Regions from separate parts of the Homo sapiens genome. Here region 1 is linked to region 2. Evidence: chromatin contacts called from ENCODE Hi-C or POLR2A ChIA-PET data. All regions are on one chromosome and are shown on one strand. The core of a region is the stretch at or near the end of the contact, and the rest is flanking DNA. Distances in the headings are between cores, read along the strand shown.

Evidence for each region. Hi-C counts contacts between places; a loop is a spot of excess contacts on that map. ChIA-PET counts read pairs that join two places held with the same protein, here RNA polymerase II (POLR2A). Pooled maps may share reads with other maps.
Region 1: a map of transverse colon shows a loop between it and region 2 (3-fold over the local background). The contact joins two enhancer-like sites. A Hi-C loop is called at or near these places in 1 of 168 maps with a recorded cell type or tissue (transverse colon) and 6 of 50 pooled maps. POLR2A ChIA-PET finds 5 or more read pairs at or near these places in 7 of 52 experiments (AG04450, IMR-90, PC-9 and 4 more).

What each region holds. Positions count from the first base shown.
Region 1 is chr9:72,590,777-72,596,721 of GRCh38, reverse strand. All of the region lies in intron 2 of TMC1 (transmembrane channel like 1), which reads right to left. Among named protein-coding and RNA genes, the nearest start is that of TMC1, 72 kb to the right of the region's middle. RefSeq lists an enhancer at 4,001-4,060. Within about 2 kb of position 3,846, at least 2 of the 41 ENCODE cell types and tissues checked have a DNase peak (open chromatin) inside an H3K27ac peak, as active enhancers do; they include Panc1, where a contact is called at or near this core.
Region 2 is chr9:72,392,612-72,398,423 of GRCh38, reverse strand. No RefSeq gene overlaps it. Among named protein-coding and RNA genes, the nearest start is that of ZFAND5, 30 kb to the right of the region's middle. Within about 2 kb of position 1,728, at least 4 of the 41 ENCODE cell types and tissues checked have a DNase peak (open chromatin) inside an H3K27ac peak, as active enhancers do; they include Panc1, where a contact is called at or near this core.

The DNA.
Region 1 (5,945 bases), core at 2,597-5,096, 200 kb before region 2:
ACTATGTTACATACATGGTACTCTTGGTTTTCACGAAGAACGGTATGTACAATTCCTTATCAGGCATCATCTGCTATAGACTTACACTAAGAGGCTTTGACCAACTTTTTTCGTGGATGAGAAAGCAAGTACTTTCAATTGTTCTTTTTCTATTTCTGTCTTTTTTTTTTTTTTTTTTTTTTACAATTGAAACTGTGAACTGATAGTCCCAATTGTTGAAGTCATTATTTCTGTTCATCAAATGCTTCCCATTCCTCTTTCCTGAGCACATGGTGGGGCTGCATATGGCTTTGTGGTGAGTGGGACAACATGATTAGTTCTGGCCATGGATTTAACAGTAGAAATAAGATGTATTGCTCCAAGACTGGAACACTGAATTGTTCAAGAAAAACCTTCCAGAGCCATTGTTCCCTTGGCCCTAGTGACCAGCACCTTTTTCTGTGTGTGCTCCATTAAACTGGGTCCTGCAGAGAAGGTGATACAGATGGGCAGACAGTAAGAGCAAGAAATAAATCTTTGTTGTCTTAAGCTACTAGAGTTGAGAGTTGGCTGGGCGCGGTGGCTCACGCCTGTAATCCCAGCACTTTGGGAGGCTGAGGCGGGCAAATCACGAGGTCAGGAGTTCAAGACCAGCCTGGTCAATATGGTGAAACCCTGTCTTTACTAAAAATACAAAAATTAGCCGGGCGTGGTGGCATGCGCCTGTAGTCCCAGCTACTTGGGAGGCTGAGGCGGAAGAATCGCTTGAACCCAGGAGGCAGAGGTTGCAGTGAGCCGAGATCACGCCACTGCACTCCAGCCTGGGCGACAGAGCAAGATTCTGTCTCAAAAAGAAAAAAAAAAAAAAAAGAAACCCCATCTCTACTAAAAATACGAAAATTAGCCAGCGTGGTGGTGCATGCCTGTAATCCCAGCTACTCAGGAAGCTCAAGCAGGAGAATCACTTGAGCCCAGGAGGCGGAAGTTGCAGTGAGCCAAGACTGTACCACTGCACTCCAGCCTGGGCAACAGAGCAAGATTCAGTCTAAAAAAAAAAAAAAAAAAAAAAGTTGAGAGTTGCTTGTTACCACAATGTAAACTAGTTTACCCCATTGATGTAAAACCTGTGACAGAAAGGAAAACAACCTCAGGATGAAGCCAACCCCATAGATAGCAGAATGGAAAAAGTAAACAGCGTTCTGGCCATCACTGAGCCACTGGATCAACCCTCATCTGCAGGCCACTCTAATGCTAGACTTAGTAATTATGTAAGGAATAAATTCCCTCATAATTAAATCCACTTGAATCAAGAGCACCTGAACTGATACAGTGATTATGTTCCATGTTATGTGACTCCCCCACCAACAGTGGCTGTATCTTAGTGAAATAAGAGAGGGCACTAGACCTTAGAGCAAACAATATGTAGGCTGGTCGGGGTCTATGAAGTAGCCATACACAGAAGTTCTGTCTAGTGAGGACACCAGATACAGGGAAGTAACTGACCAAAATTAATACCATTTGGCTTCAAATCCTTCAGTAAGTCTATCGGTAGCAGCAGTTGAATCAGAAGCAGAGGAGGCCAGGCATGTTGGCTCACACCTGTAATTCCAGCATTTTGGGAGGCTGAGGTGGGCAGATCACCTGAGGTCAGGAGTTCGAGACTAGCCTGGTCAACATAAAGAAACCCCGTCTCTACTAAAAATACAAAAATTAGCTGGGCGTGGTGGCACACACCTCTAGTACCACCTACTCGGAAGGCTGAGGCAGAAGAATCACTTGAACCTGGGAGGCGGAGCTTGCAGTGAGCCAAGATTGCGCCACTGCACTCAAGCCTGGGTGACAGAGTGAGACGCTGTCTCAAAAAAAAAAAAAAGAAGAAGAAGAAGCAGAGGAGAGCTGCACATTGTGAGGCAGGCAGGGAGAGAATTGGAGAGTATGTCTCTCTCCTTTTCGAATTGTAGCATGCCCCCCAAGTCATTTCAAAATTCCCCCAACATTCTAGGGGAAAATTCATGAGGAGAATATGAGAGAATATAAAATAGATGTGATAGAATATGAAATCAGTCACATAAATTGTGGGACATAGTCAAAGTTTGTGTTTTCTAATTCAAAGTTAAAAAGTCTGATTTCTTTCCCATTATCATAGCGAAACAGGCCATGTCACCCCAAAATTTGCTGATGTGGCATGTTGATTATTTTGAGCTAAAGTCACCTGAGAAACAGCAGATGCCGGAAAGGGCTATGTGATCTGCCCTCTTCTACCTGTCGTAAGCCAAAAAGATTTATTTAAGAAAGTTGCCCTCCCTGTACCAGAATAAGAAAATAACTCTTATCACCATTGACTGGGAGTTGATGCTGCAATGGAGCTGTACAAATAAACTTTCTAAACTATCCCTTATCTTCCTCTATCTTTACACCTCCCTAGTGAATTCCCACAATTTACTGCCACTGGCCCAAACCCCTTTGTCTTGTCAGCTCTTCATGAATTTATGGTTTCTCTGTCTAAAAGGTATTAGAGCTTTCTGCTTTGTCCATTTCTTCAGGTCTTCTGCTGTCTCATGAGGGTCTCCGCGTACATGTAAAAATCAATAAAACTCATATATTTTTCTCCTGTTAACCTGTCTTACAGTGATTTAATTCTTAGACCCAGGTGAAGATCCCAAGAGGTTAGGGAAGAATTTATCTTTCTCCCCAACAATAGAAATTAGAAACAAACTAACAAAGACAACAGCAGAATGATGAGTATACTCTCATACCTCTCCCCGTCATAGATGCAGCCCCTGCCCCTACCATCGCCATATTAGTAACACCATGCCTGGGCAGGAGAAGGGGGCCCTTTGATGGAAGAGCAACAAAGGAGGTCACTGACTGAGGGTCTGCACTTGCCACCAACGAGGCTGCAACACAACCAGCCAGAGATGAGCAATATCCAGTCAGTTCCAAAATACCCTTCAGTCTTTGAGAAGCCTAGGTTTTCGCCTGTTTCCATTTTTCTTTTCTTTTCCTTCTTCTTCTTCTTTTTTTTTTTTAAAATAGAAATGGGGGTCTTGGGGCTGGGCACGGGGGCTCATGCCTGTAATCCCAGCACTTTGGGAGGCCGAGGTGGGCAGATCACCTGAGATCGGGCGTTCAAGACCAGCCTGACCAACATGGAGAAACCACGTCTCTACTAAAAATACGAAATTAGCCAGGTGTGGTGGTGCATGCCTGTAATCCCAGCTACTCAGGAGGCCAAGGCAGGAGAATTTCTTGAACCCGGGAGGTTGTGGTGAGCTGAGATCATGCCATTGCGCTCCAGCCTGGGCAAAAGGAGCAACACTCTGTCTCAGAAAAGAAAAGAAAAAAAGAAAAGAAAAGAAAAGAAAAAAGAAAATGGGGATCTTACTATGTTGCCCAGGCTATTCTTAAACTCCTGGCTTCAAGCGATCCTTCCACCATGGCCTCCCAAAGGGCTGGGATTGCAGGCATGAGCCACCACACTCCGCCAGATTTTTGCCTGTTTCTGTTTTCTGAAATGCTGGTTTTGGGTGGAGATATCTAACTTCCTTATTCCATGTGTTCTTTCAATAAAACTTCTCTTAATTACAGTGACTTGAAGGTTTCTCTCCTCTTTGAAAACTGAACACTATTTTCAATAATTATCCAATTTTTCCAACCATTTCAAAAGAAATTCTATCTTCACTCTAAAGAATTTTACTCACATTTTTAACCTTAAAAAAAATGATTCTTTTCTCCCAGAGCAATACTGTTTTAACAGCCCTGAGCCTAGTCAAGATAATAGTTGTTGTATCACTTACTTCCAGCAGATGGCGCTATTGCTGGTTCACACACCCACTGTCCTAGGAAATTTAATCTCATTACTAAGTAAATACCAACAACTGCTTCACAAAGGTAACTGCTTCTCCCTCTTCCTGAGAACTCATCACAGTTTTAACAACCACCATCTCCCTAACTGACCCATTGGACATTTAACAGCTGTCTTTGACGGTTCCATAAGTGTAAGACATTGAGCATCTGATACCTAGGGATGTTCTCCAGTCACTGCAGGCAACTTAGAATCTAGCAGGAGAGGTGGCCATTTAGCAAATAATCCCACAGATACATAACCATGGCTTTGATTTGTGCTTCAGAAGGAAACACGCACACCTGCTTGCTAATGCCACACATGACCAAGCCTGAGAGGTGGGACCCAAAGGAGAAGTAGGGGGTAAATTCTGAAGGAGGAGGGAGAGGCAGCCTCCCAAGGAGAGCTCACAGCAAGGTGCTGAGGCTGGAGGATCACGGCACCTGAGTGGAACCAACAAAAAGAGGCCAGAGCTTTGACACCAATGATAAGAGTAAAAGAAAAGAGAACTGACTGATGCCATTGATAAGTTCCTGGCTTTAATGATCCCCAAGTTTATATCTGTAATGATCTTCCCTTCCAGGTTCCACATATATGTTCCTGCTTGATGTATCCTCTTAGCTGTTTCAAAGGTAACCCTCAAATATATGTGTAGCTTTGACTTCACCATCTTCTCAGGTCTGTAGGGCTGTCTCCTGAATGTCAATGAATAGTGAAACTCGTCATTTAGTTGTGAAATTCAGAAAACTGTAAGAGTCCTGGAGTTGTCCTTTACCCTGCTGATCAAATCCTGTTGATGTTATCTACCACATCAGATGGTTTTTTTGCTCGATCAGTGATCAGCAAAAGGGCTGTTCTGTGTATTGTATGATATTCACCAGCATCCCTGACCACTACCCACTAGATGCTAAGTGTGATCTCTAAACTAGCAACTAGCGCCTCCAGGTAATTTGTCAGAAATGCAAATTCTCAGGCCCCATCCACGACCTACTAAATCAATGATACCCAGATATCTGCATTTTAACAAGGTTTCCGTGCCAAGGTGCAGTGGCTATAATCCCAGCACTTTGGGAGGCCAAGGAGAGAGGCTTGCTTTAGCCCAGGAATTTGAGACCAGCCTGGGCAACAGAGTGAGACCCTGTCTCTATTAAAAACAAACAAACAAATAGCCATGGTGGTCCATGCCTGTAGTCCCAGCTACTCAGGAAGCTGAAGTGGCAGGATTGCTTGAGCCTAGGAGATGAAGGCTGATCAAGGTTGCAGTGAGCTATGATTATACCACTGCACTCTAGCCTACGCAACAGTGTGAGACCATCTCTAATAAATAAATAAGACTTCCAGGTGATACTCAAATCCACTACAGTTTGAGAACCACTGCTTCAGAAACCCACTGCCATGAACCTATTCCATCACTTCTTACCCGGGCTACTGCAATAGCCTTGTAATTATTCTTCTCCATATTCACACTTCCTTCTACAGTGAATCTCAATCCTGACACACTTTATAACCTACTGGGAGCCAACCTAAACTAATTAAATCAGGATCTCTGTGGGTGACACCAAGGCTTTGATATTGTTTAGAAGTTTCCTCTGGAAAGCCAAGGCCAGAACTACTACTCAATGCTAATCCATTCTGCCTTGCAGCCAGACTGATGTTTAAAGCTGCAAGTCTGGTCTTAAGTAGAGGTGCCACCTCTACTTAAAATTCACCTTGATATAGCCTCATTTCTTAACACCTACAGGGCAAACCAACAAGCAAGGGGCCTGTGTTTAAAGCCACGCACCCCTCCCATCTTCATCACACTGACCTTCTGTCTGTTCTCTGCAGGCTCCATGCTTTGTCCTGCCTTAGAGTCTTGCACCACTGTTTGCTCTCTTGGCCTAAACCACTCTGTCTTCCTCTTTTTGCCTAGGAATCCTCACTTATTCCGCGGATCTCAGTTTCTTCTTCCCTTCCCCAGGAAAGCCTTTCCCAACCTTCCCTCTTATACTAAGGGTAGGTAAGAGTGGGGTAGGGCCTGAGTTTGCCCAGAAAGTCCTGATTTATGCCTGTTGTTCCAGGACAATTAACACACCCTCTTACATGCTCAAAAATGTCCTGTTTGCAACAATAAATTATATAA
Region 2 (5,812 bases), core at 479-2,978:
ATTTGTATGTATTTCTCTGCCATGAAAGGTTAAGAAGACCTTGAGAGCAAAAATTGTTTCTTATTTACTCTTTTTTTTTTGAGACAGAGTCTTACTCTGCTACCCAGGCTCGAGTGCAGTGGTGCAATCTCAGCTCACTGCAACCTCCACCTCACGGGTTCTAGCGATTCTCCTGCTTCAGCCTCCCGAATAGCTGGGATTATAGGTGTGTGCCATCACACCTGGCTAATTTTTGTATTTTTAGTAGAGATAGAGTTTTGCCATGCTGGCTAGGCTGGTCTTGAACCCCTGACCTCAAGTGATCTGCCCACCTCGGCCTCCCAAAGTGCTGGGATTACAGGCGTGAGCCACCGCTCCCAGCCTCTTACTCACTTTTCAGTTCCCAACACATAGTGCATAGCTTGGCATATATGTTGGCACTTCATATGCTAATTGGTGGCTGATGTAATAACCCACATCAGCATGTTATAAACTAAAAGGACCTCTAAAAAGTAACAAAACCAATTCCTCCTTCATCTGTTGGGGAATTACATTTTTTGCTTATTTTTATTTATTTTTATTTTTATTTTTCTGTTTTAAAGACCGTCAGAAGAGTGATTGCTACAACCTCTTCACCTTCTTTATTTCTGATTCTAGCCCCCATCCATGCATGTTTTTTCTCTCTGAGAAAATGCTCTTAAATTTTCAAAAACATGAAACATAATTTTCACAAAATCTATCTTTATTTTGGCTGTTTCCTGGTTATCTGAGCTCTATGTGGCACAAAAATTTATTTCTACCTCTGAAGTCTCACTACAGATAGAGGGCTTTTCCTTGCCATAAGATATGTGATGACCCCAAGGGTGCACATTGGTCTCATAAGGAAGGAGCAGATGAAGATGATGCTTGGCTTAGTATTTCAGACAGAACAAATGCATGTGCACTGATTTGTACCTTCTAATCAATTACCAATGCTTTATTTCCCTATAAGAAGAAATATACATAAATGCTTTGATTCTCATTTAACAGATTGGAAAACTAAGAAACAGAAAGAGTAAATGATTTGGCTCAAACTTTATTGTCCTAGAGTTTAAAATTCAATTCAAAATTTTCACCTTCCGGACTGCACTCAAATCCAAGGCCAATTTTTCAGAAAATGGGTTGCAGCTCTAATATTTTCTTTATCAAGATAATCAGGTCATCCCTTTAAATAACTCCTTTCTTCTTTAGAAGTGACATTAATATACAACTATCCTGAAAGCTTATATGCAAAACAAGCTAATAAAAAGATCTGGCTTTTTTTTTTTTTTCTGAAGTCTTTACTTAATAAGGATATTCACAGATAATTGGCAATACTGTCTGGACAAAGAGTTACAGCTTCGTCGTCAAAACACATAGCCTGCTTGTGCAAATTAGCTTAAGAAATTTCCCATTTCTAAGAGGATAGGCCAGCTGCCAGCTCTTTAAGAAAGAAAAACACACCCTCTTAGAACACGAGTCATTAAATATTACATAAAGGGTACGTACACACACACAGGCATTTTAAAAAATTGCTCAAGACCTTCCAAAACGTCTCTTCACCACACATAGGGTACACATTTTGTCAAGATCAAGTTGTTTTTTTTCTTATGCATACCACTTACCAATAGTATTGCTACATGAGAAGGCTAAAGATGTACTGTAAACAAGAGTGCCTAACAGACAGAGCAGATGACTCAGAACTGATTTTGAAGTAGAGTTTACACTTGTAAGTTGAACTTAGTGCCTGCACCTGCTTACTTGTCAGCCCTGTTTTGAAAACAGATTGGCTGACCTTTATGCCTATAGTTATTTTCTAAATCTCATACCTGAAATGCAACCTTCTTAGAGAAAGAAGACCTAACCAATGTTTTTAGCACAGGTGGATTAAAATGGCCGTTCTTTGGAAATGTGGATTGAAAGTGTGAACAAGGACAGAAGTGTGCCCACCAAACCAAAACACAAGACCAGAGGCAATGTGACTTGCCAGAACTCAGCGTGGACATTTGAGTGGCTCCTGTCCAGTCCATGTCATAAATGAGTGCAGTGGGTGCCTTTATTCTTTTTACTGTGAACACTCAAAAGTATTGAGACATTACAAGCAGAGAGATAGTTAACAATTGAAATAAGACCAAAATAGTTCCAAAATCTAAAGGCAAAGGAATTCAGATGTCTCAACATGCTTCCCTAAAAAGCGAGTTCAAAGTACACAATAAAAAATAAGAAGATAACTGCTTTGATTTACAAGAATATTTCATTGATTTGCTTCTTAATTGCTTTGGGACAACAGATTCCTCAGAACAATGTCATATTTATTTTTCTATGTTAGCCAGAAAGTGAAAAAGAACTACTGAGTTGGAACAAGAATGTTTTCCCTTTACAAAATTAATGATTTCATCATAAATATTATGGTAACACTTTCCAAGAGTCTCAAAGTTTAATCCATCATATTTTTAGTAGTTAATTTAACAAAGTGGAATCTCAACTTTCAAATTCCTTTTCTTTTATATTGGAAGAATATTTGCCTATTTCATACTACTTTTTTTAAGCTTTTTTTTTTTAAATAAAGCACTTTTGGAAGGAAAATTTGCATATGTTTTTCAGGCTAAATCTGCTTCTTTTTAAAAACAAAAACTAATCTTAAAAAAGTAAATGCAGACAAGCAATTAAAAGGCTTTCCTTATTTGAAAAGCAACTTTTTCTCTCGTGTGGTTTATCAGTGAGCTCAAATGGACTTATATTGATAATTAAAATGATCTGTAGGGTCTTGCCCTAGTTAAAAAGCCACGTTAAAATGTGAGTGCTTGATATTAAAAGTTACACTTCCGGCCTGGCGCGGTGGCTCACGCCTGTAATCCCAGCACTTTGGGAGGCCGAGGCAGTTGGATCACGAGGTCAGGAGATCGAGACCATCCTGGCAAACATGGTGAGACCCCGTCTCTACTAAAAATACAAAAAAATAGAGGGGCGTGGTGGCGGGCGCCTGCAGTCCTAGCTACTTGGGAGCCTGAGGCAGGAGAATGGCTTGAACTTGGGAGGCGGAGCCGAGATCGCGCCACTGCGCTCCAGCCTGGTCGACAGAGCAAGACTCCGTCTCATAAAATAAATAAATAAATAAATAAAATAAAAGCTACACTTCCACCTAAGTATAATGCAGCAGCTGTGAAATGGTGGGTGATGAGGACATTGTTTCCTTACATTAATTTTTTTTTTTTTTTGAGACGGAGTTTCGCTCTTGTTGCCCAGGCTGGAGTGCAGTGGCGCGATCTCGGCTCATGGCAACCTCCGCCTCCCGGGTTCAAGCGATTCTCCTGCCTTAGCCTCCCGAGTAGCTGGGACTACAGGCGCCCGCCACCATACCGGCTAATTTTGTATTTTTAGTTGAGACGGGGTTTCTCCATGTTGGTCAGGCTGGTCTTGAACTCCTGACCTCAGGTGATCCACCCGCCTCGGCCTCCCAAAGTGCTGGGATTACAGGCGTGAGCCACCGACCCTGGTTCCTTACATTAATTCTTATGAGGGACATCATACTGAGTTTTTGTAGAAGTGCAGAGATTTCAGTTGGTTTGTTTAGTTTTACGGGGATGACACAGGGGTGGGAGTGGGAGTGGTTTATGAAAGCCGTTGCACATTATGTTATTTATTAATAAAAATGCCTTTAAAATGAATTGAAGTCAGGAAAGGCAACAATAAAAACTCTTCTATCACAGTTCTAAATAATTGTACAATAAGTAAGATTTTGCTACTAAAACAAAAAAATTCTTCAATCTCTTTGGATGCTTCTCAAAGTTCTCACAAGTGATCTGAAAGTTACACAGAGAAAAGAGAATTTTTTACATTGAATATATAAAATTGTTTCAATAAATATTTAGGGCACTACAAAACAACTCACTAAAAAGTTAAAATTCCTCAAACTAAGTTAACTCAGTCAACAAATTTGTTTGTTTCTAATCTGGTTGTTCAGTCACACAGATGTTTAAAAAATATAAAAATGTTAATATAACATGATAGTTTTTCTTGATTATAAAATTAATAAGTATGCATTATTTTAAGAAGGAAATTACATAACAGAGAACAACGCTTTTACAGTTGGTTTGGGTTCTTATTTCATAATATGTGTATCAATTTGGAAATTTTCTTATTAACTTCCTGTGACCACAGTGGAGAAGTTAGCTTATTACACTGGTCTACATCTCTCAATTTTTAGCAGTTACAGCACTATTTTAGTTTCTCCATTGGTTACCTTTGTTATTTAAATAACTTTCTTAAACCACTAGTTCTTTTTATTTAAATCCTCTTTTCAGCTTGTGAAATAGGTCACACGCCAAAAAAATACATAAAGCAGAGATGTATTCCAAAGCAAACCTCCCTGAAATGGCTACTCAGGTCAAATAAAGGAGTGTCAGTCCCCAGAAGGTTCCTGCATGCCTCTCCAAGGCATAACTCACTCCCTTTTCCTAAAACATAAAACTCTTCTGACTTCTTTAGTAATAACTTCCTTGCTTTTCTTTATATTTTTGCTATCCAAGGATGCATCACTCAACACTATAATTTCACCTGTTTTTGAATTTTATGTAAATAGAATCATACACTATATATTATTTTGCATCAGGCTTTTCTTAGCTCAGTATTATGTTCATGAGATTCACTAATATTGTAGCATTCAGCTGCAGTCCATTAATATTCACTGCTATATAGAATTCCATGAGAGAGAGCCTTACAACTATTTATCCATGCTCCCATGGATGAATATTTTGGTTGTTCCCAGGTTTAGGCTATTGTGAATAAAGCTGTTATGAATTTTCTTATACATGTCTCCTGGTACACATGGGCATATATTTCTTTTAGATATATACCTAAGAGAGAAATTGCTAGGTCATGAGGTATGGTATCTTTAACTTTAATCAATAAAGCCAAATTGCTTTCCAAATTGGTTAAGCTAGTTTCTCTTTTCACCAGCAGTGGAGGAGAGTTCCAGGAGCAATCCTTGCTCTTTTTCAGTCTTTTTAAATTTTAGCTATTTTGAGAGGTGTGTAGTGGTACCTCTTTACTGTTTTAATTTGTGTTTTTCTGGTGGCTGAGATTGAATATCTTATCATATGCTTATTGATCAACTAGTTATATCCTGTTTTGAAGTGGCTGTTGAAAACTATTTGCTCATTTTTCTATTAAGTTGTATTTTCTTATTGGGGTGTATAAGCTCTTCAGATATTCTGGATATGGGTCCTTTGTTGGCTATAACAAATATTGATTAAACATGTATTCCAGATATTTTCAAGTCCATGGCTTGCCTTTTTACGATTTTTTAAATTTTACTTTAATTCTGGGACACATGTGCAGAATGTGCAGGTTTGTTACGTAGGTATACGTGTGCCATGGTGGTTTGCTGCACATATTGGTCTATCCTCTAAGGTCCCTCCCATCGCCCCCCACCCACTATTTTATTTTTAATGTTCTTATTTCACTGTAATCAAATTCATCAATCCTTATCTTAAAGGTTGGGGCTTCTTAATGTTTAATATGTTTTAAAATCACTCTCCCATATAGAGATTATGAATCTATTTTTTCTGTATTATCTTTTAAAGCCTTACTGTTTTGCCTTTGAAAGGGTCTATAATTTACCTGGAATTAATATTTTTGTTTACAGTGTGCAGTGAATTCAGCATTTTCTATTTTTTCCAGATAGAACATCCTCTTCCACACTGCTCTCAGGATCATTTTTGTCATTGCTATTTAATTTGTCATTACTATTTCAATTTTCAACAGATTCTCTTGATGCCTCATTTTATAAAATGAGAGCATTTGCATCCTTACC